Regions from separate parts of the Homo sapiens genome. Here region 1 is linked to region 2. A link is a loop called in an ENCODE intact Hi-C map of the cell type or tissue named here. Cell type or tissue: spleen. All regions are shown on one strand.

Region 1 (2,500 bases), 440 kb after region 2:
TCATGTTAGCTCTTATTTAGAAATATATATTCCAAAAGAATGGGCAAAGGAGGCTGATTTTCTTGCTTCGAGTATGCCCCTAAGTTTTTCCATCAGGGAGAGCTCTACTTTGCCCCATGTCGGGGTGGAGTGGTACATAACTAGCTCTGCACTCCATGCCTGGCCTAACACATAAAACAAGCTGCATATGCCTGTTGTGCACAAAGGGCCAGCCACAGAGCAGATGCTCAATGGATGCACTGACTTTAATGGCACCACAGAAATAATTAGTTCTATTTCAAGAAGCCACAAATCCATCATAATTTGTCCAATGAAATGAACTATATCTGTCTTTAAAGAGGCTGGCTACCATAGGTACCCTAAAACTTTCACTTAGGAAATTTTCTCTACCAGTTCTTTAGCCTGCAAGGTGACTGCTTCCTGATTTTTCACACGTGCAAGCATGCACACATACATCTCCATTTATTATCAGGACCAGATTTGCAATAATTCAGACACTCACAGAGAATTTTTTAAAAATCAACCTAACTAGTGTTTCAGAATGAGAGAAACTTAGAGGACTGCAGAGATATTTGGATAGTATTTTTCCTTTATTTTATAATCAAGTCATGCTAATGTAAACCAAACACACAACTTGAACTAAACACACATTTCACTCATGGCTAATTACAAACCAGGGATTTCAAATCAGTGTTGATCTAATGTTTTTAGAACAATTATTTAATTTTCAAGGTCCAATATCTGTCGAGTAAATCACCAATTTCCAGTTCATTCTTATTTAATATAAACAAATCTAATTAGTATAAAGATATTTCACAGCTGTCTTTAAATTAAACCATAGTCAAGAACAAGCAGCATTTTGGGTTTGCTTTGGCATCCCAAATCAAATGTTTTTTGTTCAAATATGAAAGAGCAATACCAAAAGTTATGTTTTATTTTGAAGTTTTAAGCTAAGCTTCATAAATTCAAGTAACCTATAATTTTTCACAATTCAAATTTTGAATAAGGACAGGAGCTGGCTACAGAGGAAAGCAAAGTATATTATTTTTTCACCTACTTTTGAGAATTTTAAGAATCACCAGTTCAGCTATACATTTTTGTTAATAATATTTCTCTTGCATTAAGTAGCAAACTACATCTTATAGTAGCAAATGTAGACATTCAAGGAGAAATCAACAAACCCATTTCTCTAGTAAAAATTATATTTACCAGGAAGGTATAGACTGTTCAACAAATAGGCCAGGCACAGTGGCTCATGCCTGTAATCCCAGCACTTTGAGAGGCCAAGGCGGGCGGATCACCTGAGGTCAGGAGTTCGAGACTAGCCTGGCCAACATGGTGAAACCCCGTCTGTCTCAAAAAAAAAAAAAAAAAAAAAAAAAAATTGTTAATAAATGGTTGCATACTAAATTAACTAAGGTAAATGATCAGGACATTAGTCTAGTTGGGTCAAAGAGGACTGTAAAATTTTTGGTTTCGGTGTCTTTTACCCTTTGATAAAGTGACTTACAATGCAGGTGGTGCAATATAGCCTAGCCTGAGAGTTGGGTTAGCTTGGGTTCCAGCCCTGCCTGGTACTACTCATGGTAGATTAGGTGGATCACTTCAATTTTTCTGATCCTTGGCTTAATCATGTACAGAATGGGGAAAATACCTATCCCCCCCACTGGGGTAAATGAGATGTTTGTGAAAAAATCTTCAAAAATAAAAAAATCCAACACACATACTATATAAAGTAAGCAATTAATGATGAGTAGATTAAAGCTTAGAAATTTCATTCTATTTCAATTTGTGATACATAAACTAATAGACTTATTCTATAAATTAAAATCTTGACATTTTTATATAATCCTATCATTTACTGAACATGAGTTGGGAGACATTGTTTTAAGATTATTGTTATGTATAGATGTTTGATGGCTATAATTGTAAAACTGGCTTATTGAGTATATTGTAAAATCCTAAGAAATTTTAATATTTTGATTGTTATTGAACAGGATACTTCTTAAAGTTCAATTCATGTCTATCCAACCTTGGAATTTGAGATGACAAAGATAAAGAATGTGTTAGCCTGGGCTTTGGGGATTTTTTTTTTTAATGTCAAATATTGTTATCTTTTTCTTACTGAAAATAAATATAAAGACCATATTAATATTCAGGGTTCAGATAGTATGTTTTCACTCAAAATATATGATGGAGCCAAAGACAACTCCTCAATGGTCAACACCACCCAATCAGAAGAATGTTTTATTATTCTCTTTAAGAAAGATAAAGTAGATGAGCTCATCGATCTCCCACTCCCTTACTGGGTGTTTGAAGGAAATAAAAAAGTGAGAGCTGCTTCTCACCCCATTTCTGTTGTAAAAGTCTTGGGAAAAAGGAAAGAGTGAAGACTGTGCTCTAATGGACAGGGGCTGGGGCAAGAGCACTAAAATCTGACTCCTAGATATAAACCAGGCCTGCTGCAGCTGACATTACTCTTTGGGATGACATTCTGTGA
Region 2 (2,500 bases):
TCAGGAGTTCAAGACCAGTCTGGCCAACATGGTGAAACCCTGTTTCTACCAAAAATACAAAATTAGCCAGGCATGGTGGCGGGCGCCTGTAGTGCCAGCTACTCGGGAGGCTGAGGCACGAGAATTGCTTGAACCTGGGAGGCAGAAGTTGCAGTGAGCCGAGATCACAATGCCACACTCCAGCCTGGGTGACAAGAGCGAAACTCTATCTCAAAAAATTAAAATTAAAATTAAAAAAAAAAGATGAGAGGAAATTTTCCAACTAGGAAGGAGCAAAAAGAGAAAGAACAAGGAATAAGGAAAATGCCTACAGAAGAATGGCAGATCAGATGGCAAAATATGAAACCACAGCGATAGACTTGGGCCAGTTTACGCAGAGCTTTGTGTTCTGTGACACATAATTTATCTTGTGGCTGTTGGTTCCCAAATGAAACAGCTGTACCAGAAATCTTCTGAGGCATTTATTAAAATTCCCAGGGTCTCCAGTAGAGCTACTGAATCAAATCCCTTGAGGAGAGATCTGAGTATCTGGAGTTTTAAGAAGGGTTCCCAGCACTCTGATAAGCAGCCAGTATAACTACTGGTAGACCAAGGGCTAGTCTGAGCCCTCATCTAAGGGCTCTAAGCATCTAAGTGCTTCAGAGAATGCAGCATCCGAGAGTTGCTGTCAGGAATGATCCAGCAAGGGGAGGAAATCATAGTTGAGAGGTTCCATAGCCAGAAATAGGTCAGCGCCAGAAAATTTCCATAGAGAAAGGCATAGATGACAAAGATGTGAGTTAAGTGAGTGAGCTGGACTACAAAAGCAGAAGGTATGGACACAGAAGGCAGTTTCTGGAAATAAAGGCAAAGTACAACAGAGAGTTGTCCTATGTGAGATGAGACAAAGATGGACTTCTGATGTGTATGAGGTGCTGCCAGAGATGGCTTAACAGCAGCCATCCTTAATCCAGCTGATGCCTTTCAGCTGGAGTTGAAAAGGTATCCAGTTCAGTTAGCAGTTGAAAAGACAAAGCTAGGAAAACATCAGGAAAAAATATCAGAGTTGGAGTTTGAACATTATGGTTCAATAGAAACTACAGAAGTAGATGGCATTGCTGGAGAGGTAAAAACGGACTTTTAAGGGACAGAGTAGATTTTTTAAAAGGCATTGAATTGGCAAGAGGAGGAGGGAGTAATGTGAACTGTCTTTTGTAAATACATGGGATGTAGGATTGAACCGTTTCCATTATCTAAGCATGTAGAACCGTTCTTTAAACTACCAGTAGATGGTGCCATAGTTTTGGAAAATAATAAAGGTAAACAAAGCCAATAATGTTACATGTAAAAACCTTGTCTTATGTTAACTTAAAAAAAAATAGGATTTATAAATGTAGATTTAGAAAAGGAAAGACTTTGTTTCTTCTAAAGGCATTTAGAAAAATGCCTCCCGCAAGACCAGAGACAGGCACTTCACAGGAGGAGTGCTTGGAGTGGGAGCTTTATGCTGAACAGGTTGGCTAAACGTACATATTCAACAGGTATAGGAGGAGCTATGAATATTCATGAGGGTGGTCCTGACACATATTGGATGTTACATGCTTATTGAACAAACATGCATGTAACATGACCCATGTTTACTTTGGGGTGGAGACTTAACATTTAAATGTATTTACAATTAGGCCCTATAAATCAAAAGTTTCTTTCAGGGCAGGAAGGCATACAAGTGCACAATATCTGTAAACCGCCCAGAACCAGTCCATGGTCCATGATCTTCTGATCAGGAGAAAGTTATTGAAATCAGTCTCTTGTCCAATCAAAGCTATAGCTATGGCTGGTGGAACAGGGAGTGGGTGGAACAGGGAGTGGGGGTCAGAATCTGGTAGAGGTGCAAATTGTTTTAATATTGCTTATCTCGAAGCCAGTGCTTGTTTAGCTGACAGAGAAAAAGAAAAACCTAGTTTATTACTTAAGTGTAGGGGGTGCGTGAATTAATCCTTGCCTGGCATGGCCTTAGGTCCTGTTTGTATCATGGTGTAATATGGTATCTTACTGCCACGAAGAGTTTGTTCTGTCAGTCTTATGATCTCTATTTTAACATTAATGCTGATCAGTTGTTCTGTCTAAACCATAAAAGAGAAAGGGTTTAATGAGATGTGTCTGACCTCCCATTCCATCATGGCTGGGAACTCAGTTTTAAGGTTTTCCTGGAGTTCTCTTGGGCACAATGGGGGTTTGTTCAGTTGGTGGGGAAGGGGGGTAGGATTTTATTTTAAGTTTATATTAAAAATAAATAAATAAATAAAACTTATGATAAGGAATGACTAAAGCCAAATTAAGATAACATATCAATACCTGAAGGCTTATTTATTGTTCAAGACTCATATTCTCAGAACTTTATACTCCATTTTAGTTTTAATTTGTGACCAATAAATTGCATAATGTGGGGATGGTTCACATGATCATCAAAACCACAAACAACATAAAAACTTTGAAGAATATGGAATATGGCTGTCAGTTT

What was found. A loop is a pair of places that touch in the nucleus more often than their neighbours do. Peaks named below come from ENCODE experiments on the same cell type or tissue, not always from the same donor. Only the 100,000 strongest peaks of a DNase experiment are listed, where the experiment ranks them.
Region 1: a loop joins it to region 2, with 4 times the contacts of the local background. A loop is called at or near these places in 29 of 110 quality-filtered maps.

The regions. Positions count from the first base shown.
Region 1 is chr4:112,533,854-112,536,353 of GRCh38, forward strand. All of the region lies in intron 3 of NEUROG2-AS1 (NEUROG2 and ZGRF1 antisense RNA 1), which reads left to right. Among named protein-coding and RNA genes, the nearest start is that of NEUROG2, 19 kb to the left of the region's middle. In spleen, no CTCF peak of the experiment used is centred here; no DNase peak of the experiment used is centred here.
Region 2 is chr4:112,098,597-112,101,096 of GRCh38, forward strand. All of the region lies in intron 1 of LINC02945 (long intergenic non-protein coding RNA 2945), which reads right to left. Among named protein-coding and RNA genes, the nearest start is that of LINC02945, 12 kb to the right of the region's middle. In spleen, a CTCF peak has its summit at 1,247 (motif pointing right); no DNase peak of the experiment used is centred here.